3 separate regions of the Mus musculus genome follow, and regions 1 and 2 are each linked to region 3. A link is a loop called in an ENCODE intact Hi-C map of the cell type or tissue named here. Cell type or tissue: heart. All regions are shown on one strand.

What was found. A loop is a pair of places that touch in the nucleus more often than their neighbours do. Peaks named below come from ENCODE experiments on the same cell type or tissue, not always from the same donor. Only the 100,000 strongest peaks of a DNase experiment are listed, where the experiment ranks them.
Region 1: a loop joins it to region 3, with 4 times the contacts of the local background. A loop is called at or near these places in 3 of 42 quality-filtered maps.
Region 2: it touches region 3 in a loop (2.3-fold over the local background); 12 of 42 quality-filtered maps call a loop at or near these places.

The regions. Positions count from the first base shown.
Region 1 is chr13:58,013,235-58,021,234 of GRCm38, forward strand. It overlaps Klhl3 (kelch-like 3), which reads right to left. Exons shown (of 15, transcript NM_001362415.2): 9 at 6,135-6,252; 10 at 5,563-5,760; 11 at 3,212-3,313; 12 at 596-724. Among named protein-coding and RNA genes, the nearest start is that of Mir874, 6.0 kb to the right of the region's middle. In heart, a CTCF peak has its summit at 4,326 (motif pointing right); no DNase peak of the experiment used is centred here.
Region 2 is chr13:58,407,392-58,415,391 of GRCm38, forward strand. It overlaps Rmi1 (RecQ mediated genome instability 1), which reads left to right. Exons shown (of 3, transcript NM_028904.3): 3 at 519-3,758. The coding sequence starts at 548. The coding sequence ends at 2,398. Among named protein-coding and RNA genes, the nearest start is that of Rmi1, 8.8 kb to the left of the region's middle. In heart, a CTCF peak has its summit at 3,200; no DNase peak of the experiment used is centred here.
Region 3 is chr13:58,538,724-58,546,723 of GRCm38, forward strand. Gm38494 (a long non-coding RNA gene) reads right to left here and starts at 7,754. Exons shown (of 3, transcript XR_382518.4): 1 at 7,361-7,754; 2 at 6,696-6,899; 3 at 6,248-6,494. It also overlaps the pseudogene Gm3131. In heart, a CTCF peak has its summit at 4,644 (motif pointing left); a DNase peak (open chromatin) is centred at 4,618; H3K27ac peaks cover 1,384 bases; H3K27me3 peaks cover 1,745 bases.

The DNA.
Region 1 (8,000 bases), 530 kb before region 3:
TCCCAAGACGTGGGCTTCAGGCAGGCCAGCTAGGCTTCTTAGCTAACGCCAGGGCAGTAGAACCTGTCCTCCCTCAGGGGAATAAGGCTCATTATTAGACGGCTAGACACAATTACCTTGGAAAGAGAATTCTAACTCTGCAAGCCTTCTATTCTACGACCTTGGGCAAAGTGATCCACCTCAGGCCAGACTGACTTTCAAACTCTGGTCAGAGGAATCAGCAGTGGTGGACTAAGGTGAGAGGAGGAGTGGGTGGGTGGCGGCTAGCCTGGGCCATGGAGAAATTGTCTCAAACAAACACAAAACGGGGCAGTGAAGATGACACGCCTTCCATGTTGAGCAAGGAGTCCCTGGGAAAGTCTGGTCTGTGTACATGTGTGCGTGTGTGCGCGAGTGTGTGTGTGTGTGTGTGTGTGTGTGTGTGTGTGTGTGTGTGGACATGTAGTAGCCAGGTTACTTACAACTGGAGGAGAAGAGACAGGATGAGGGGAAACAGGCACGGTTCAGTGGTTGGTCTTTAGTCTCAGCCTGTAACCCACACACACTCCACCCCACCCCCATGCTCTCCTGTGCCCCAAGGCTCTCACATACGTACCAGCGCCACTGCGTCGGGTGCTCATGTCTGCCACGTATATCCACTCGTTGGTGGCTGGGTTGTACTGCTCCACGGTGCTCAGGCACTGCCTGGAAGCACCATCGTAACCCCCGACGGCATACAGCTTCCCTGGAATAGACCAAGTGACTGAGATTGGTGTTGGTGGCACTGACACAGAACCGGAGGAGCTTGGCTGGTGCTCCATTTTTAACCCACAGAGGTACCTCTGTCTCAATCATCCAGAAGGACCCAGCTTGCTCTCCACACACAGGGCACATCTCCCCCACCCCACCTCCACCCCGCCACATACCCGCCTGCTCTGAAGCCCTGAGATGCTTAGAAGCAATGTTGAAGCTTCCTAAAAGAGGCCCAGGTACCCAGCACAGAGCACCCACTTGGCATCAATGGGGTTCGATATAGGCTTGCTTGAGGAGCTAGGTTAAAGCACACCAGCAACGGGAGCTACAAGGCTCTCCACCATGACCACACATCAGGCTTTCTGGACATAGGCTCATACTGACAAGTGAAGAGGATACAGAAGAATATTCTTCCAGCCCCACCCACGCCATAAGGGAAGCGCTCTGTGTGCACCCAGGGCTGAGGCAGCTGGGATTTTTCTGCCGGCCAACTTTGTTCTCTGAGCTGTATACAAGAACCCTGAAGTATTATCAAGTATCCCTCAATAAAAATAAGGCTGACCTCCCGTGGGAGAGCCATTTCCATCTGGGGCTGGGAGCTAGGCGCTAGGTGCAGTAAAGAGAGGGGAATCATTATCTGACCTGTGAGGACAGGGATTCAAATATATGGGGTTTAACATTTAGTCTTAGATACAATAGGAGAGTTCCTATCTGCGGGGACAGGGAAAGAAGCCCTACTTCACCTATGGATATCAGATCTACAGGATATCATGACACCAGCCACAGACCATATTGACACTAGCTGCAGGCTAAATAAGTACAGGGTTTGAATTACTTAATCAAGAATTTTGGGTGAGCCATTAAATGAGTCCCTAACGTGGAGGGTGCAACCAGGATGTGAAAATTCACATTCTCGGGCCCAAAACAGCGCTATACCATCAAGGCTACCAATCCAGAAATCCTATATCATTGAGCTGTGTTTTTCTCCAAGTCTTTTCAGCTGACCTTTCTGAAAAAGGACTCATGCACAGCTCCTCACTCACAAGGTCCAAGCTGACAAACAAAATCCCCCGGGGCCACCTCTCCGTGTGTGCCAGCTCAGGTGGTCCCATCTCTGTGATTCTCTGCTCTGTTGGGCATTTCTGTCTACACTCCAACCCACACCTCACCTTGTCCTTATGAGGGATTCTTCTAAGCTGCAAGTAGCTAATTACCCTGTAATTCTTAAGGGTCATTCAGACTGCATAGCCTCGGTAGTGTGAGGATGTGCCTGGAGAATGGGCTGTGTGGAAAGCTGAGTCCTTAACCACTATGAAGCACAGTCCACTCCAGTGCACCCTGCACATTCTTAGAAACACTTTCTGCCGTCATGAGGCAGCACACAGCCCATAGAGCGTCAGGTGCAGGGTGGGCAAGAGAAACAAACTCCCAGCTTCCCTCTACACCTGCAGGGCAAGCCATTTGCCTGCCCTTCTGTAAGCAGACACACTGACACTGCCCGTGTCACGGGCAAGATTTCCAATCTCTACCATTGAGACACCTCCGCTAACCCTATCAGCCATTCGAATCTTGTATCAGCTGAAGCAAGCAGGCTCTTCCTGAATGTGCATGCTGTTTTTAGCTGCTGGTCTGTTGGCTGCTCCTGGCTGAGGAACGAGAAGGGAAACGAAAAGGGAAACAAGAAGCCAGCTAGACAACGCTCTTGGATGTGGCTGACAAATGAACTTGTATCTCTCCAAGAGGATACAACTTATCCTGATAGGGGGACAGAATCCTGGCCTCTGTGTCAGGACTGAACTCAGAAACTTCTACCTATCAGCAATTGAGACCTGACTCTGGCTCCAGATTAGGAGTCATAAGACCTTGAGGACTTCTCTGCTATTTACTATCATAAGACAAGGACTCGGTTTCCCACTGAGAAAAATCGGAGTCCTGCCTGTGTTCTTCCAGATGGCTTGAAAGAATGAGTAAAAGAAAAAAGATGTTTTACGAACTTCAGGGAACGCCCTCCTGCCTTAGCCACAACCCCATACTTAGCCTATCTGGGGACATGTCAGACCTGAGAAAAAGAAGCCCGCATTTCTCACATCCCTGCTAGCATGCAACACATAATAATTATGCAAGCATAATTTGTACCCCTCCCTGCTACAGTGTACCCCAGTTTGTATGTTGATTCTGAGCTTCCAACATCCTTCCCATCCCCCACTGTTAGCAGAGATACAAGGGACAGGCTGTCACTTTCCCCCAAGTGTCCTCTTTCTCCCCCAACCTGCTGACCCCCTTCGTAGCCTTGGCTCAGGAGTTTCCCCACCCAGTCTCAGCCCTCCTAGTCTGTTTACTAGAGACAATGAACTTAACTCTGGTCAGTGACCTTAAGAGTGGAGCCCACAGTAGAGGGGGCATCAAGCACAATACTGGACTCAGGACAAGACCCACGGGCTAGGGTAGGAGCAGCCACCACCCTCTGCTACCTCCTTACCCTCCACAACACCCACTCCCACGCTGCTCCGCCGTGTGTTCATAGGGGCCACGAAGAACCACTCATTGGTCTTGTAGCTGTAGGCTTCTACGGATGCCAGGCCTGGGGAGAAGAGAATGGTGGGATTTCTACAGCCATGGGCCTCGCTATGACGTGTGAGGAATGCTGAGACCAGGAAGAGATGAGGGCAGGTCTACAGACTCCATATCTAGCTTGGTACACCTCTGCCTAGTGTGTGGCCATGGTAACTCCTCAATCTGCACAAGGTGACCACTGACTACCAATGGTTCTGTGACATACAAGGGAGCTGGTAAGAAAGCTAGGGGTATGCCCTAACTGTACTATAGATACGAGCCATTAAACTTACAGAATGGGACATTTGATCCCAAATAAACGCCCCATGATGCCCCTACTGGGCACCAGTCCCAACCCCCTTCCCGTGTCTTCCTCTATTTTACAAGCTAGATGGCTAAAAATGTACCTCCCAAGATCCCATGCAGGTAGGTGACCCTGAGCCCTAGGCAGAATTCTGACGAAGATTTCTGGGGTTCCCTTGGCATTTCTGATGCAGGGGTGACCTCTTTCCGCTTCTTGCTACTAGAGACACAAGCACCCTGGCTGGAGTCAAAGCAAACTATATTGTGATCATGGGAGAAGCCCTGAGGATCTTAAGGTACTCTGCCCCAGTATCTGTGTGCAGTCAGACCAATTGGGAACAGTGACCCCTGAATTCCATGCTTCGTCTCTGGAGTAATACAGCAGTCAGCCAGGCTTTCCCCTCTGCCGAAGAAGTTCCACTGCAATAACCATCTATGCCCTTCTTAGCTTATGCTCACTGAGGAGCTGTCAGAGAGACGTTCAATAAAGAAAAACAAAACAAACAACACTGCATTTATCTCCCTCAGAGACAGAGACTACTGCTGTAGATGGAGTCACTGTCTTCGATAAACTGCCTGGCTCAGTATCCTGTCTGGTGACGTAAGCACAGATGTCCTCTCTCCAAACTCACACCCACTAACACTTCAAATTGAAATGTTTACAATTGTTTCTTATGTGTGTGAGTGTTTGGCCTGCATGTATGTCTGTGCACTCCATGAGTGCAGTGTCTGTGGAGGCCAGAAGAGGTCATCGGATACCCTGCAACTGGAGTTACAGATGCTTGTAAGCTGCCACACGGATGCTTAGAAATGAATCTGGGTGGCACATGCCTGTAATCCCAGCACTTGGGAGGCAGAGGCAGGCGGATTTCTGAGTCCCAGGCCAGCCTGGTCTACAGAGCAAGTTCCAGGACAACCAGGGCTATACAGAGAAACCCTGTCTCGGAAAGCAGAAGGAAAGAGAGAGAGAGAGAGAGAGAGAGAGAGAGAGAGAGAGGAAGGGAGGGAGGGAAAGAAGGAAGGAAGGAAGGAAGGAAGGAAGGAAGGAAGGAAGGAAGGAAGGAAGGAAGGAACCTGGGACCTGCGGAAGAGCAACCGATGCGTGCATTCGTTCTCTCTCTCTCTCTCTCTCTCTCTCTCTCTCTCTCCAGGTCCCAGGTTGAAAATTTTGAAGTGAGATAAAATGCGGGGGTGAGGGGCCCCTGAGCAGTGATATAGCCTGCAGGGCTCTATGGGACAATAGAAAAATTGATGGCCAATCGGGGTGCAGTGCCTGCTCTGAGCCAAGCACCTTAGGCCCCAATCTTAAGGTCCCTCAGCTGCTCTGTAAAATGTTCAGACTAGAATCCTGAGGCAGATCCCATCAGGGCAAACCCCTTCCTCTACATGATGCTCTGAGGAAACAGGCTAAGTGTGGGGAGATAAGGAAGGGACCCTTCTGCGTGCGGGGGCCTCCTCAGGATGTATTGTGTCACAGAGTAGCTATGGCTACAGAAGTCTTGTTTCCACCGACAGAACTGCGTAACTGAGGAGGAAAGCACTTAGGAGTCTGGTTCCTGAGTGCCCTGGAGATCCACATTTACACTGGAGGCTTGTTCTCGAGTAGTGGCGCTGGGAACTGGCGGGACCTTTGGGAGAGGATCCTTAGCACTGGAGGTGACCTTTAAGATCTCAGTCTCTCCCCTTCCTCCTGCTTCCTGGCTAATGAAGAGAGCAGTTTCACGTGGCCACACTGCACCATGATGAAAGATCTCACCACAGGTCCACACGGGCTATGGACTGAAACCTGCACAGTGGTGAGCCACGGGATACCTTTTCTGTGTGAGCATCTTGTGTCGGGGAAGGAGAGCTCACTAGATCTGACAGGTTCATTCCCGGGGCATCGCTACAAGGCACAGAGACGAGCCCAAGAGCTGACCGAGCAAAGCAAGGTTGCCCAGAGAATAAGGAATGGCAACGTGGTCCTGGACCTACCGGTACTGCCGTCGAAGCCTCCGACTGCGTAGAGAAGGTCATTGAGCACGGCCGCACCCAGGGTGCTCCGGCGCTCCTGCATGCTGGCAATGGACGTCCACTGGTCCTTCACTCCATCGTACACATCCACTGTCCGGACCCGCAGAGAGCCGTTAAAGCCACCCACGGCATACACGTGGCCTGCCATGAACACCACACCTGTGATGCAGGAACACAGGGCATGAGAGTCGGGGATGGGGATGACTGCCCAACCTGATGGGTGACAAGGTAGGCTTATGACAGCCTCCTGGGGAGGCTACCACCAGCTCGAGACACCTGAGAGTGATTACGGGACTCAGCTCTCCCGTATTTGTCTAATATCACCTGACTTGTGCAAAGTCCAGAATCAGCTTAAACTCATAAGCACATAAGAACTGACTTCAAAGCAAGTAGCCCCACAGTGCAGGTAGGAAGGGGGTCTGCAGTGATAAGGAGCAAGGCTTCATGGCTGTCACGGCCATCATGAGGCAGACATCAGCTGAGGAAGAGCTGCTGGGAACCCAGGTGAGTCAGGGCTGGCCAGGGCCGCTTACCTGCTCTGCATCTTCTGGAGGGAAGCTCGGCTATCTGGTCCCAGCGGCCCTCCTCGAAGTCATAGCACTCCACGCTGCGGATCGCCTTGGGTGCCTGGCCACCAACCACAATCATGACCTCAGGAAAGACAAGTGCATGGTAACTAACACGCACGGGAACGGATAGCCAACCCGTGGCCCTTCCATGGGCTGCCTGCTAGCTTGTGGTGCTAAAGACAGGAAAAGGAAGCCTGTGACGGTTTATATAGGCTCGCCCCAGGGAATGGCACTATTAGGAGGTGTGGCCTTGTTGGAGTAGGTGTGTCACTGTGAGCATGGGCTTTAAGACCCTCACCCTAGCTGCCTGGAAGCCAGTATTCTGCTAGCAGCCTTCAGATGAAGATGTAGAACACTCAGCTCCTCCTGAACCATGCCTGCCTGGATGCTGCCATGTTCCTGCCTTGATGATAATGGACTGAACCTCTGAACCTGTAAACCAGCTCCAATTAAATGTTGTCCTTTATAAGAGTTGCTTTGGTCATGGTGTCTGTTCACGGCAGTAAAACCCTAACTAAGACAAAGCCCTAGTCACTGGTGGCGGGGGGGGGGGGGGGGGGAGGTGTGCATATTCAAGGAAAGCCTGCATGTCAACATGTCAAGTACAGAACAAGTATAGGCACACGTCTTCCGAATACCCTCACTTGGGATCCCGTGATACTAAAAGCATCTTCTGTCAGCTCAGTACCCACAAGATGGGGGGGGGGGGGCACAATTTTTATACTGAGGCAAACAAACCTATGTGAGGTGGAAAGCACAGATTTTTGGATACATTTTTAGAATAATATGATGGCACATAAGTATTTCTAAGTATCAGGACTGCAGAGGGCACCTATCATCATCTATGGTAAAGAAAAAATAATTTCTAAACACTCTGGTGGTTTTGGTGGCTATTTGAGTTACTTAACTGACAGTGTTCTGGGAAAAAAATGGTACATAAAGTGTGTGTGTGCGTGTGTGTGTGTGTGTGTATGTGTGTGTGTGTGTGTGTGTGTGTGTGTGTGTGTGTGTGTGTGTGTTTCTCTCCTACAAGTAAGACTGTGGCTGACACAGCCAGGCATGCGAGGTGGGTTGTCATTCACTTGTCACTGTGACTGACAGACGAGGAGTATAAGGACCAGAAACCACAAGTAAACGGCCAGAGGTTACTCAGCAAAGCGAGGCAGCGCAGACAGGGAACCCAAGCCCCCTGACATAGACTGTGAGGCTGCCCGGCTCTCTTCCTGTTCTAGACAGGAACTGCAACAATAGCGCCCCTGCAGGGTAGGCTTCATCAGGGAGTCATGTCACCGACTAGATGGGTTGTGACCAGGACACATCAAATTGAACAGCACAGGGAATACACGGTCTGAGTGTTATTTTGTGAAATAGCTGTCCTGGTTAAACACACTTATATGTATATTTTGGAGAGCAGTCAGTTCGTGTGTATTTCTTGCCACTGGGCGTGGCCAAATCAGAGCAAAGCCATTTTTCTGGCTGTGTTAATGAACAGTCTTACTTACTTGTGGCATCTGTGCCCTCAGAACTATCCTATATGCTATTGATAAAAAAAAAAAAAAAAAGAACCAAGGTTCCAAAGAAAACAACAGTCTGCATATTTAGATAAACTTGGGCAAACTCTCACTGCCCCTGTTGGTATCCCTTCCTGGCATTCCAACACCCTTCTTAAGAGGCAGTGTGAAGTGTGAAGGTCCTGGTTAGCCAGCGTAAGCCACGGGGTTGAGCATCATCCAAAGCCTGCCTTATCCACCCCGCAGTCCTTAAACTTCAGGGTTGCAAAAACACAAACCACTGGGCCCCACCTCAAGTTTCCTTCGATTCAGCAGCTCG
Region 2 (8,000 bases), 130 kb before region 3:
ATATAGTAATAGCCCAGTGTCTTTCAGAGGTCTGGCATTACACTTTATCATGCATATCAATTTTTCTGCAGCCCTGTAAGGCAGATGGTGGTGCTGATGAAAATACTGAGTTAGAGAAGTTAAAGAATTGACATTAGGCCATGAAGCTTGCACCCTAACTTAAACATTTGTCTTTCTCATTATACTGTCTGAGCTAAGGTTTGAGTAGCTTCCAGGTAGAGAGCAAGGATTTTTCTAATGCTGGAAAGAGAGAAGTGTAAAGGGATAGTGACTCAGCCTGTTTGTACTGAGAAGCACAGGCGCTGGCTTTAGTGTATTGAGTCACCTTTTGTTTTGTTTTCAGATGGACACGTACACTTATTTAAAAGAAATGAGTGTAGCTTTAAGTATCGCCCTCCGTTTTGTTTTCAGAGAATGTGCCCACTTTTTTCTGTTGTTTTCAAGGGGACACATATGCTCTTATTTAAAAGAAGTGAGTGTAACTAAATATATTGAGTCTCTTTTCTTTTTGTTTACAGGTAGATGTGGATCCTCTTACTTAAAAGAAATGAGTGTAGCTAGTGCTGTATTAAGAGTTGAAACCTGGCTTTTGGCAACATGGCATGTTAAGGTACCTCCAATGTGGCTGGAAGCTTGTGTTAACTGGATCCAAGAAGAAAATAATAATGCTACTTTGAGTCAGGCACAAATAAATAAACAAGTGTTGGAGCAATGGCTTCTTACTGACCTGAGAGACTTGGAACATCCTCTCTTACCTGATGACATTTTAGAACTGCCAAAGGGAGAACTGAATGGGTTTTATGCTCTACAGATCAATTCTTTGGTTGATGTGAGTCAGCCTGCTTATTCACAGATACAGAAGCTGAGAGGAAAGAATACAACCAATGATCTCGTCTCAGCTGAAACGCAGAGTACTCCAAAACCATGGGAAGTGAGGCCTTCTCGGATGCTGATGCTACAGCTCACTGATGGTGTCACACACATTCAGGGAATGGAGTATCAGTCTATCCCAGCTCTCCATAGTGGTCTTCCTCCAGGTACAAAAATTTTAGTTCGTGGATGCATTTTGTTCCGTCTTGGTGTTCTCTTACTGAAACCAGAAAATGTGAAGGTGCTAGGGGGTGAGGTAGATGGTCTTTCAGAAGAAAATGCCCAAGAAAAAGTACTTGCAAGATTAATTGGGGAACTTGATCCTACAGTTCCAGTCATTCCAAATAATTCCATTCACAACGTGCCCAAAGTTTCAGGGGGCTTAGATGCTGTTTTGGGGCCCTCGGATGAAGAACTCTTGGCAAGTCTTGATGAAAGTGAAGAGTCTGCAGCAAATAATGACGTGGCTATGGAAAGAAGCTGTTTCAGCACAGGCACTTCCTCAAATACTACTCCGACAAATCCGTCTGGTTTTGAGCCAGGATGTAACATTTCTTCAAGGCCAAAGGAGAAACCACCAAACCAGCCCACGCATTTCACTGATGGAGAATTTGATGACTTTTCACTGGAAGAGGCCTTGCTTTTGGAAGAGACTGTCCAGAAAGAACAGATGGAAACAAAAGCATCGCAGCCACTAACTTTGAAGGAAAACACTGGTAAATGTATGGAGATTTTTTCACATAAACCTAGTAGTCTGAACCACACAGCTTTGATTCATAAACAAGGAAACAGCAATTTTGATGAAAAAACATCTGAACAAATGATTCATGAAGACAAATTTTTTGATTGTGCATCTACTAGAAACCATCATAAGAGATTCTCAGCTCATGATTTTACAAATGACAGTAAGATTTCAGAAGTAGATGATGCAGCACAACAGACCCTCAGCAGTTCAAATGTACATTGCTTACGTAATAAAATATTAAACAGAAAGCTGGACCTATCAGAAAAGAGTTCACAAATTTCTAAAGAAAATGGCCACCCTTTCCAGGCTTGTTCTTCAAGATCATTTGAGAATAATACTTATCTATCTATTGGCATGGACTTACATTCTCCACCCTTTATCTATTTGTCTGTTCTAATGGCCAGAAAGCCAAAGGAAGTTACTACTGTGACAGTCAAAGCGTTTATTGTCACTTTAACTGGAAATCTCTCAAGTTCTGGTGGCTTTTGGGGTGTAACTGCAAAAGTTTCTGATGGTACTGCATATCTAGATGTAGATTTTATAGACGAAATACTTACCAGTATGATAGGGTATTCAGTACCAGAAATGAAACAATTAAGAAAGGACCCTCTTAAATATAAAACATTCCTAGAAGGGTTACAGAAATGTCAGCGAGATCTGATCGATTTGTGTTGCCTGATGACTATTTCATACGATCCTTCTTCATGTAAAGGGGTGGTGCTGGAATTGCAAGATGTTGGTATGGAACACGTGGAGAACCTAAAGAAACGGTTGAATAAATAATTTGCCAGAATGCTATTGGAGCACACTTTAAAACAGGCAAATATTTGGAATCAAATTTGTGTATTCTCAGTTTTGGAATTCTGTAAGAAAAAGCTTCAGAGCTTAAAGCTGGGGCAGCTCCGCGGTTGACAGACACAGTGTCTGCCAAGTGTGGTAACTGGAGTTTAACCATCTGGTCTCTCGAGGCAAAAGGCGAGACCCTGCTTCCAGAATCCGTTGGTAGTCCTCTACACAGGTGGCAGAGGACACACACACACACACACGTACTAAATAAATGACATTTAAAAATAAAGATATTTAATCAAAATATGTGAAAGAATGTTTATATTTTGGTGATACTGGCCCAGAGTCTTGTAATGCTAGCAAGTTTCTACCATAGTTACATCTCTAGATCCTTGGGATGTTTGTTTGTTTTGTTTATTTTTTTGTTTTCCCTCCCTGGAAACTGGATCTCATACACAGGCTGTCCTCAAACTCTCTTGTATAGCTGAGAGTGACCTCGAGTTTCTGGTCTCTTGCCTTCACCACCCAAGTGCTAGATTTAGGGTTGTACATTTTTACCTGTGCGTGCTAGGCAAATGCTCTACCAACTGAGCCATATCCCCAGTCCTTGTTGAAGGGTTTAGCTGACCCACTCTGGCTGAGAAACTTGTTTTCCACTTGTCATTGGATAAACCTAAAATTGATAAAGAATAGTGATGGACTGACAGCAGTTTGTTGGGTAAAGGTGCTTGCTGCTGAGCCTGACAACCTGATGCTATTCCTGGTACCACATGCTGGAAAGCGAAAACTCTCCCACAAGATGGCCTCTGATTTCCACCTGCATGCCAAAACGTGTGTGCTCCCTCCCATACATAAAGGTACACACAATGAAATAAAATTTAATAAAGAGTTGATGTTCCCCAGTGAGATATTACTGAAAGTTAGGAATTGAAAATTAGTAATTTTACCTCTAATAAGTTGAATATTAAAAAAAATTGTACTGTGATTTAGATATCTTCCATTTACTGTGTGTATAGGTCAGAGGGCAGCCTGGGACACTTGGCTTTCTCCTGCTGTGTGGATTCATGGGGTAAAATCCTCAGGCTCTGCACGCACCTTGTACCTGCTGAGCTGTGAGGATGGCTCTGGCTTTTGAGATAGTATCCTGATACGTTTCCAGGATCCTGCGAATTGGCTTTGCATATGAGTTATTTGTGTTATTGTTTTAAAGAGACTAGACTATTTCCTTTTGCTGTACTAGATTATGTTTGGGAGATGTACTTTTAAAATTGTAAAAGTGTGTGTGTGTGTAGAGATTGATGAATGGAATGAACCTCTGAACCTGTAAGCCATCCCCAATTAAATGTCCTTAGAAGAGTTGCCGTGGTCATGGTGTCTCTCCTCAGCAATGGAAACCCTGAGACAGTCGGTACCAGGGACTGGGGTGTTGCTGTGCTGGGCCTGGCCATGTTTTGTTTGGAGAGCATGGACTTTGGAAAGCAGTGCCATGTTTCAAGTGCTGCTTATTGGGCAATCCTAATAAAAGCATGGAAGACAGCGGGCTAAGGGTGATTTGAGCTATGGGCCCCTGGCTCCAGAGGCTTCAGAGGAGAAGAATTTTAGTATATTGCCTAGAGATCTTTCTTGTGTTATTTTAGTAAAGAATGTGGCTGCCTTTTGCCCTCGTCAAAAAAGAAGCAAAAGAAAGAAAAAAGCCAATCTGCCTGAAGGTAAATGGAGTTTTGAATTAATTGCTTTTGTAGAGATTTAAAACTGCCTAGTGTGGACTGTGTCCTGTGGTTGTTAGTGCCATGCTTATAAAGATCTGTAGTGAAAAGGGACACGGGGAGGAATGAGGATAACTACTGAGTTCAAGGAAATGAACAGATTAAAGAAAAGTCGGAAATTAAATGGAAATAAAGGGAGTAGTGGCTCAGAGGAAGACCCCACCCTGTTAGACTTCTGAATTGTAAAAAGGAGTTAACAGTTTAGGTTCAGGTGTGGTGGTCCAAGTTTTTAATTCCAACACGGCAGAGGCAGGAGAATCTTGAGTTCAAGTTCAGCCTGGTCTACAGATCAAGTTCCAGGGCAGCCAAGTTTAGATAGTGAAGGAAAACAGAAGGCTAGTGGAAATGTAATTGAATGAGGGGGCCATCTTTCAGCCCCAGCAAGCAGTAGAACTTGGTAGTTTTGGTCACGTGGTTCTGGTTTTCGGGTCAAGGAGAGAAGAAAAGGGTTATAGAATCTCCCTCCAAGACTAAGGAAAGTTGTGAAGACCAGTTTGTGTCAGGGGTGTCCTTGCATGAAGGTTCAGAGAGGTCATTGTGAGGCTGTGAAGGTGAAACTTGCATTGTCTTGGAGACCCTGAGATGTTGGAGATGCCAAAACCATGAGATACCTGCTGAGGAGAGCTGCTAACAGGGAGTAGAAGCAGCCCATGAGAGAAAAGTGTGTTACAGTCAACCAAGTCAACAAAGCAGAGAGGAGTTGGAGATGTAAAGAGTGTTCTGACATGAGACATGGCGATGTAGAGTCTGGGGTTTGTCCTGATGGCTTTTGGTCTTGATTCAACGCAGCATCTCCTCACTGTGCTATCTCCTCTGATTTTGAAATGTAATGTGTATCCTGTGTCATCATATGTTGGAAGCATGTCATCTGCTTTTTGATTTTGATGTCACAGGGAACTAGAGTTAAGAGATTTCATGAATGAGACTCGGCCTTTCGACTTTTAAACATTGTTGAGACTGTGATAGACTATGGGGACTTTTGAAGTCAAACAAAATGCATTTTATGTTATGGCTACAAGCCTATGGAGGCCACGAAGTAGAATGTGGTTTGAATAAGTATGGTTCCCCATAGACTCGTGTGTTTGAATGCTTAGCCCACAGGGAGTGGCACTATTAGGAGGTGTGGCCTTGTTGGAAGAAGTATGTCACTGTAGGGGTGGACTCTGAGGTCTCCTATGCTCAAGCTATGCCCAGTGTGGCACACAGTCTCCTTTTACTGTCTTGCAATCAAGATGTAGAACTCTCAGCTCCTCTTGCACCATGTCTGCCTGCCTGGATGCTGCCATGCTTTCCACCATGATGATAATGGACTGAAGCTCTGAACTATGTCGGCCCCAATGAAGTGGTTTCCTTTTTAAGAGCTGCCATGGTCATGGTATCTCTTTCCAGCACTAAAACCCCAAGAGACCTCTACACACACAAAATTTTAAACCTTTTATTTTTAGTTTTGTTGTTGGTGTTTGGAGGTGAGCATTGAGACAGGGTTTCTCTGTGTTGTCCTGGAACTCACTATGTAAACCAAGCTGGCCTCAAAGTCAGAGATACTCTTGCCTCTGCCTCCTGAATGCTGGGATTAAAGGCGCGTACCACCGCCACCTGGGGGAAATAAAATTGTTTGGCTTTTGGCAAATTAAAAAAAAATTTTTTTTTTAGGTATATGAGTGCTCTATCTGCATGTATACCTGCATGCCAGAAGAGGAGATCAGATTCCAGTATAGATGGTTGTGAGCCTCACTGTGGTTGCTGGGAATTGAACTCAGGACCTCTGGAAGAGCAGACAGTGCTCTTAATTGCTAAGCAATCTTTCTAGTTTTCTAGCCCTACTTGGCAATTCCAATGTCTACTTAGCAACACCTAACTTCCTCTCACTTGGAATCTCAGAACACTTTGCTGCCTACTCAAATCTCCATCTGGCTTTTGCGTGTTTTATTATAGTTCTAGTGTCATTCATATATATACACTAAGTACACAAATACAACCTGCTCAACAATCTAAGAAAAAGTCATGAATACAAAAGAGATCAGAGCTGAGCGTGGTGGCACACGCCTTTAATCCCAGTACTTGGGAGGCAGAGGCCAGCCTGGTCTACAGAGTGAGTTCCAGGACCGCCAGGGCTATATAGAGAAACCCTGTCTTGAAAAACCAAACCAAACCAAGCCAAAACAAAACAAAAGAGATCAGGGTGTTGGGGGAATCACGGGAGGATTTGGAAGGAGGAAAGAGAGGAGAGAAAGATGTAATTATATTAATCTCAAAACAAAAGCATATTTTTAAAAACTATAGCTTTCAGGTGGTGGTGATGCACACCTTTTATCCCAGCACTTGGGAAGCAGAGGCAGGTGGATCTCTGTGAGTTCAAAGTCAGCCTGGTCATGTAGACCAGAGTGAGTTTCAGGACCGCCAGGGCTACAGAGAGAGACCCTGTCTGGAAAAACCAAACCAACAACTATACAGCTTGCTTACTGTGGCTAGAAAGATGGTTCAGCAGTTATTACAAGTTCCTACTGCTCTTGTGGAAGACCTGAGTTGGGTTTTCAGCACCCACATCTGGTGGCTCATAACTGTCTCTAATTCACATCCTTTAAGCCTTGTGCTTTAAACTTGCCCGCAGCTTCCTTGTGTCTTAGGCTCATTGTCAGAGTTGGGCCTTCCTCTGTATTCACATCCACTTAAAGGAACACTCTGCCAATGTTTGTCTATCCAGATCACTAGGACTTTCTCTACTAGGACTTTATACCATCCCTGTTTCTTCTTTCTTTTTCAAGATGAGGTCTCACTACCTAGCCCAGACTGGCCTTGAACTCCCAGTAGCTCAACTTCCCTAAAGCTACAAGTCTGGGCCATGCCCTCCTGGTAGTTTGTTTTCTCTTCTTTCTTTCTTTCTTTCTTTCTTTCTTTCTTTCTTTTTTTTTTTTTTTTTTTGTCTTTTTTTTTAAGAGAGGGTTTCTCTGTGTAGCCTTGGCTGTCCTAGAACTCACTCTGTGGACCAGGCTGGCCTCGAACTCAGAAATTCACCTGCCTCTGCCTCCCAAATGCTGAGATTAAAGGCATGCGCCACCAGGCCCAGCTGTTTTATTTTCATTCCTGTATTCACTGCAGTCGCACCTTTAATTTTGTTCAAGAACTTTTTTTTTTTTTTTTTTTTTTCAGATTTACCACTTGGCTAAATATTTGGCTCAGAAGGTCCAGCTTTGGGCTGGCTCACTAAGTTGTAATCATTCATATATTTGTAATTCGTTTTGTGGAGGGTTTTTTGTTTGTTTTCCTGGAGAGATGTCTTTGAAGCCTAGCCTACAACAGTCTTCCTGCTTCAGCTTGCAGAAAGTCGGGATTACAGGTGTGATGCCTGGCACCTAGCTTTGGTTTTTAGTAAGAAAGTCTTTCTTTCCTTTGAACCCTTTAGAGGCCATGGTGGGTTATTAATGGACCATATTTGAATAGTGTGTTACAAGTAGAAGAGAAATCACAGAGAGAGAGAAGCAGAAAATAGCTGGTCAGCGGGTAGATGAGATACACAGCGCTCATTTGATATCTTTCGGGGCCTGGTTTGTGATGTCCCTAAAGTAACTACAGTAGCAATGTCAAAGATCGCTGGTGGCAGAGATCACCTGATACATACAATAATAAGAACATCTCTGTGTTGGGAGAGTTACCAAAACATACCGGAGACAGGGTGAGCACTGTTTTCAGAAGAATGATGCCAATCTTTTGCTTGATTCAGGACTGCCACAAACCTTCCATCTATAAACAATGAGTTATCTGCAAGGCGCAAAATGTGCTCGGTCTGCACCAGGATGGTACGTGGACCTCTTCCATCCTTTTCGTGAAGCTAC
Region 3 (8,000 bases):
TGTTTCCCATGTGGGGCCTGGGAGGCTTCTTGATTCTCCTCTTTACCTGGTAGGGACAGGGGAAAGCTTTCAGAGGGCAGACAGCATTATGTTTTCTCTGTGCCTTTTTCATTCTGAAGAAGCGAACAATCTAATGTGAACTGTCATGGCTGACAAGATCACTGGATCATACTCTGGTGGCCCGATGGTGTGAATACTCAAAAGGGTCTCATTTGATGTCTCAGTGTCACCTGCAGGGAGTCCTTGTCACAGAGTCCTATGCCACCAGAGTGAGGAAAGATTGAATAGATGGACGGGAAGATGAGACCAAAGCGCTTGGTTGCGGTTTGGTTGGGCTGGCAATTTCCACCTTGCAACTGCAGCTCACACAGGTACTTAGATCAGGCTCCTCCAGGGAGGATCAAGTACATTCCAGTTTCTGAAGGATTTGCATGTGTAAGCCCGGCATTATCACTGTGGCTTGTGAGTATTAAAAGAGAAGGCAGAATCCTGGATCATCTCCCGTGAGGAGCTTTGCAGGATAGAGACTACAAAAGACTACATGATACCCAGGGCTGACTTTCCTAGCTCCGACTTCAGGTTTTATCTCACAGATACGGAATGCAGAGGCCCCTGGATGCTGTGCTGTTCTGACTGACCATGAGACGAGGCACGTCCCTGCGCATTGCCCTGCCTTTGGCTGTTGGGCTCATACTTACCGGTCTGCTTTGTGTTACTTACTTATGCTGTAGATTTTGAATCAGGATACTGGCCTAAACATTCAGAGTCTGGAGAATAATTTGTCAATTTGAAGTTATTTTCTATCCCTATAGAGCAGCCTGCCACCCCTCCTAGTTCAGCAGGCAATTTTAGCCTGACTAATGGGAACGACTAACTGTTCAGCGTCTCCTGATGTAGTCGTGATATGAAGCATAATACAATTTTTCCTGATGTACTCTAGTGAATACATATTATAATTTAATCCTTCAGGTATACTTTCCAGTGTGCAGATAATATGATAATGAGAGAATAAGCTTGATGGCAGAGCCTAGGGAGGCAAGGAGGCAAATAAAAGCCAAGGGCGGGCCTTCAGCTGGACTACTGGCATAGTCTCCTTTAAGGGCTACTGTTGTATGATAAAGGATCGCAGGTTGTATTTATATATTTGTGTATACTCACAAATGCATTTAGATGCATATATACACACATATATGTAGTGTATGCACATGCATAACATAATTATGTGTGCACCCATGTGTGTATCAATAATAATCAGAGGGAAGAAGAGGCTATTGCTTTGAGAATTGGGGCGGGGTGTCATGGAATGAGCTGAAGAGAGGAGACTTGAAAGGGGCCAAAGGGAGGAAATGGAAGTGATGTAATTATATTTTAATGACCATGTATAAAAATAAGGTGATAAATAGGAATGCTGTAGATGGAAGGCAACAGCTTTAAAGAGCACATTGTCCTGGACTGAACGCTGAGTTAGCTAAACTCGAAACTGAGGACAATGAGGAAGATGTGCAAGGTCTCAGCAGAAAATGAGCAGACATGAGAAGAGACGTCATCCCAGACACGGCTGTATGGCTGTGTGTAACCTAGTCATGTAGATAAATATGTACCGAGTAAGAGTGTGGAACCTTCCATGCAGGGATGTCATAGGGAACAAGACATCTTAATTTTTCTGTCTTACCAAAGGTCATTTTTCTTTTCTTTTTCTAAAGATGTATTTATTTATTTTATGTATATGAGTACACTGTAGCTGTCTTCAGACACACCAGAAAAAAAAGGCATTGGATCCCATTACGGATAGTTGTGAGTCACCATATGGTTGCTGGGATTTGAACTCAGGACTTCTGGAAGAGCAGCCAGTGCTCTTAACCACTGAACCATACAGAGGCCATCAGTGGGCAGCAGTGATGAAGGGAAGCCGTGACGCTAGCTCAGACCTGTGCTCACGCACACAGAGGACTGTGAACACGTCTGAGTGCACACCTCAGGAGGAGCCCCATGGAGACCCTGACCCATCAGCCGCACAGCCTCACTTCTTTCAATCTGAGTCCAGACGAGAGGAGTTTGGTGAGTGTTGTAATGGAACTGAATGGGCACCGGACTTCCTCCTGAGGCTGAAAAGGAGGGAGGGAGGCCAAGGATTCTCTGTTCAGGACATGCTGAACGCTCTGGGGAAGAGCTGAACTCGGGATCTTGATAGTGCTGCTGCTATCTGGTAAATCCCTTGGGCTAAGATTATGGAGTAAAGGATAAACAGACTACACATTTTTCCCTGGACACACCCAAACAGCAAATGAAATTTACACCTTGGCATAACTGCCAGAGAGTCCTGTGTTCTAGCCAGTGACTGCTGTACATGGATACATGTTTTTGTTTTTGTTTTGTGGTTTTTCAAGACAGGGTTTCTCTGTGTAGCCCTGGTGTCCTGAAACTCACTCTGTAGATCAGGCTGGCCTCAAACTCAGAAATCCACCTGCCTCTGCCTCCCGAGTGCTGGGATTAAAGGCATATGCCACCACTGCCCGGCACATATATACATGTACACACATGCACACACACATGCAGGAGTGCATGTGCCCACATACACACACACACATATGAGTGAACACACATGCATACAAACACACGCAGACATACACACATGAGTGCACACACATGCACACACATGACTCTGCAGGGAGGCACTTCTACTTGTCTCTTGTATGGTTGGTTGGCATCACATCCTCTGGTATTCAATACTGTTTATATTGACAATTTATCATGGTGATATTATGGCGACCTTTGTGTTGCCACTACATCAAGATGTTAAATGTATTAGTTTGCACCTCACAGGGTTTTTGTACGTCTGGTAAAGTCATTGGATTTGATCTGAGAAAAGTGGCTTTTTCTTCGGATAAATTTAGACAAGATCTGGGAAACCAAGGAGAAACCCGTCTGTATATGTAAAGGGTTAAGAGCAAGAGGTGGTGAGGTTTGGTGTCTGTCAATAATGAAAACATTGATTAAAAAAAACATTTCTTCTGGCTGACTCTGTAAAGAGTGAGTCTTTTCTACCAGATGGTGTGGTCTGATGTTTAAACCACATGGCATCGACTCAGTGACTCACTTTTATGCCCAGTACAATAATATGTCCCAGTGACAGACATATTCAGAAAAACGTAACACTAGATAATTCCACTGCTGTGCATCACATAGAGAACTCACACAGACCCCAGAGTGTCCTCTTGTCACAGTCGATCAGACATGGAGGGGCTGGCTACTGCCAACTGGGACACAGCTCCCTTTATTGCTTTTTAAAAACTGATCTGGGGCTGGAGAGATGGCTCAGTGGTTAAGAGCACTGACTACTCTTCCAGAGGTCTTGAGTTCAAATCCCAGCAACCACTTGGTGGCTCACAACCATCTGTAATGAGATCTGATACCTTCTTCTGGTGTGTCTGAAGACAGTTACAGTGAATTTATATATAATAAAATACATCTTTAAGAAAAGAAAATAAAAACTGTATGCGGTAGGAATGCAAACTGCGAAGATCCCCAGAGAAACCTCTCTCTTTGCACAGTGGCTTCCCCGGGGCTGCTCATTTAGAGGCCATGGGCTTGCTCCGTCGGGTAAGAGCTGTCTTACTTTATAGTCACGTGTTGGAGAGGAGCCCTCAGGGTGTCCAGAGTCTCTCATTACCCAGGTGAGGGCTGTGATCTGAGGCCCTTTTCTGCAGGGCTTAAAGCTGGATCACTTGGGGGCTTTTTTCTATGGTTTGAGTGTTTCTTCTGCTGAAGCCACAGCGCTCCTTGGACAGGGTGTCTGTCACACAGCCTCTCACAGAGGCAACAAACTGTCACGTAGCACAAGCTGCCACTGACATTTTTCCTTCCCCAACCCTGGTTTTCTGGCCTTTAGGGTAAAGAATTGTGACATGTTAAATAGACCACTGAAGTTCCCAAGAGACAAAAAAAAAAAAACAAAAAAAACTGAGCATCCATTCTGAACTAATTTGCTGAGTCATTTTAGGCACATTTATCTGCTCCGCTGTAACAGTTTCTTCTTTGGGGTGGGGGCTGCGGGGGTGGGGCTGGGGCGGGGACGACAACGACAGATAAGGCTACTATCTAACTATAGAGTAACTCACGGCTCTATAAGACTGTAGAAAGCTAAGAAGTTGTTTAAATTCCCTCATGTTTAAGTATTTGCCGTTGCGGAGAAAGAAATGGGGAAGGCAGCTCTGGGGCGAGGAGACTGGTAGGAACCAGAACGCATTTGGAGATATTTCCCCTCTTTATGAGGAAACATACATAATAAGAGAGTTCTGGGGATCTCAGAGAGTGGCTTGAAGCTTTCAGAGTTTCAGGATCCCTTCCTACACTGGAAAACTGGATTCATGCGGTTAGTCACTGGTGTTGGAATGAGACCATAGTCGAATGTGAAGGTTGGTAGTTGGGTTCCACTGTCTCGCATCTGAGCCAGGCAATTAGACAAAAGAATGGTGTTTACAGGATTTGGGGCATCAACTTGATTTGGGGCCCGATATTGGTTGGGGTGTTATTAATTTGTTATTTTGGGGGTCAGATGTCAGTCAGGCCTAAGACCAGGATAAAGGCGGTGCTCCCTGTGAAGTTATATGGCATGGCCCTCCCTGGGGTCAGTCTGCCCTCTTGTGGCCAGCTGTGGGCCTTGCCGCTGAGCACCATCTGTGCAGGCTCCTTGTTTCCGGTGGCCCTGGAGCTGGATGTGCCTGCTTTTTCCTTTCTACAGCTTAAACCTGACCTTTGTGAACGTCACCAAAGGTCTGTCAGCCATGAATCATGTTTTACCATGGTTCTCGGCGTCTGCCTGTGCCAGATCATTAGGCTTGGAAGCATTAAGTAACTTGCAATGAGGCTACTTAGTGGAACTGGGGTGCGAACCCTGGCCAGCGGACTCCTAGTGACCTTTCTACCCTTAGTACATGAAATGAAGAAGGAACACTTCCACCAAGCTCACAGGGCGCACCATCAGACTCAATATAATGATATAAGAGCAATTTCATAATGAGAGTATTTGCCCTCCCTCACCTAACTATAAATAAAATCACTATTTCAAAAATTACAGATTGCCCCCCCCCCCCGTCTGTCCTTCCTCGGCCCACAAAGCTGCTGACTTAGCAGATGGCTGGGGGATAACATTTCGACAAACACTGGGCTAGCAGTGCTAGCTAACTGCCCTAGGTCTAATATTTCAAAGTGCAGTTAGCTTGAGGACCGTATAGAAGCAGGTATTTGAAAAGATGGAGTTTTCTCTAAAGACTTGATTTTCCAGGCTGCGGAGTTGATCAGCGCCCTCTTTCTCTCCTCACCAATCTTTGTAAGGCCCTGGGACTGGATGCACACAACTAAGCATGAAGTTAAAGCGGGGTGATTCGATGAGGTGCTTTTAGCCTCTAAGTAGCTCTGGCCTCATGACATGCCCGGAACCAATGGGCATGGAGAGAACTTCCCTTCTCACCATAGCAACTGGTGCAAGCTAGTCTCCCTCTCTCTGTTTCCAGGCAGGGACTCTATACAGAGTCTATCTGTATCCTAGCAACGGGAGGATGCTACAGTTGGCTTTGGTTCCCAAATGCCCTGGAAACAAGGCTTTTCCTTCCAATCCCCCAACCCCTTTCCTTCTGTTGGTTCTCAGGTGCGGGAGCCCTTGAAGTCCTTAAAGAAGCAAGGTGGGAGGGGTTAGCCATGTTGGAGGCAGGTGTGAGGAAGTTCAGCCAGCAGGAAATGGGAAGTTTGAGCCTGGGGGAAGGGAGTGAACTGTATTCACAGAGGCAGCTTGGGAACTACTAAGTCAGGGGTGAACTGCAAGTTCTTTACTCTGTGGAATATCAGGATTTAACCCTACCTTGTCTGTGATTATAGAAGATGAAGAGTCATTGCTGCTGATCCCTGAAGTTTACTGGACAGACACATCTGTGAACCTAGTGTTCTGAATTCACTTAATCTTTAAGGCTAATTCTGTAAGGTAGAGAAATGACAGACAGACAGACAGACAGATGGGAGATAGTGAGATAGACTGACTGATAGATAAGCATCAGATGCTAATTAGGTCAGTAAAATAAAACTGAAAAGCCCACAAACTCTAACAAGTGGAACTTAATTATGTGCTAGAAGTGGCCTGTCTATCTAATGGAGGTGCGGATGAAGATTAGAGCTGAATGTTCTGGAAGATGAACTACAGATGGCTCATACACACACACAAAGACAGGGATGTATAACCTCACTTAACTAGAGAAGTTTAAATTAAAGCCACACCGCAGCACTTTTTCCTTTGTGTTAGTAAAATCTTGGCACTCGACTGAATCTTCATGGAGAGCATTGTCCTTTTGAAACAGCAAGTGACTGTGTCCTACGTTTCAGTAGCTCCATTTCCACAACGTCCCCAAAAGGTGTACTCACATGTGTGAAGTTGACAGCAGGGTGTGTGAAGGGTGCAGGAGGGTCCTCTAGACATCTATAGACAGGAGTCTGCTTGTGTGTTCCTTAGACAGGAGAGTGTGGGGAGTCAGATATTACAGAGCCCAGGGGCTGAGACAATGTCATCCCTGAGCCCAGATATCCAAAAAGGCAGAGAAGAGGCAAGCATGAGGCTGTGGATGTCATGAATCTCAGGAGTCACCTGACCAGGGGTACAGCTGGGGGTAACCAGGGGAACAAGCTGAGGATCTTGGATGATTAACTACCTTGTTGTTCTCTGTGTCAGATGAGGTGGTGAGGCCATTGCCCTAGAGTATCAGCTGGTCACCTCCTCACACGACGACGAGCTCACTACAGAAAGCACGACCTGGAGATTCAGTTTCTGTCTCCAGTCTTCACACTTGCACTGGGCCTCAGCGTGAGCTCTGCTGATCCACTGACAGGGTGACGTGTGCAGAGGCCGTTGGCTGCTGCTCCGTTTTGTGTTCATTTTGTGGAAATAAACCAAATAGACGAGTTATAAACAAATCATTAAAAAAGACAGATGCTGTGTTCAAAATCATGAAAAAGGTCTTTTTCACTACTGAAAGATAATGAAAGTTATCGTTAATTAGCAAAGAGCCCAGGATGTATCATTGAAGGATCCAGCAGGGTTGGAAGTTGCTGCCCTGCAGGACCAGCGGATCACCCTGCGTATGCGGTAAGCTGCAGGGCAGGGGTAGGACATAATGTTCTATATCTACTACGTGATGATGAAATTGCTAGCCCTCTCAAGGACCTGACTGCACACCACCCACCCTGTGGCTGCCATCACAGTGGTGAGGTCTGTGTGAACTAGGATCTTTCCCGCTGAGGGTGAGGAGTGGGGCCACTCAGACCAGAGGAAGATGCTAGAAAAGCCAGCGGTGACAGCTCTGAGCTCCGTGCTCACCTCCCAGCACAAGGCCTCCCTCGCCAACAGGGTGGATGCTGTGATGACGCTTAGCTGAGCTGCTAAAGCTTAACATGGTTTGCATCAAGAAGGTGCAGCCCTAGGGGTGGAGCCCTAGGGGAGTCTTAGCTGGTGGCTGGCGTCCTGGTCAGGAACACTTTCTCTTCTGCTAAGTTTGAGACGCGGCCCAAGGAGTCTAAGAACGCCAAGATTGCCCTCTTAAATGTTGAGCTGGAGCTGAAAGCAGAGAAAGATAATGCTGAAATCAGAGTCCACACAGTGGAGGATTACCAGGCAGTTGCTGAGCATCGCAGAACATTCTCTACGATGAAGTTAGAGCCAACGTCATCTTCTCTAGACTCCCTACTGGGGATGTGGCCACCCAGCGCTTTGCTGATGAGGACGTGTTCTGAACTGGCTTACAAAGTTGTTATGAAAACAGCCGAGCTTCTCCTCCAGCGCAGTTGTAGGAGCACAGCTCAAGGGCTTTAGGAAGTCCCCTCAGAGCCTGGTCCTCACAGACCCACTGGGGCTCGGTTTCTGTGAGGTAGCACCTGGCTGTTGTGTCTGGGTGGCATCTACACTACACACTGAGCAGGAATGTTTGCATAAACCCGTAACACAAGGCAAGTGGCCTTCT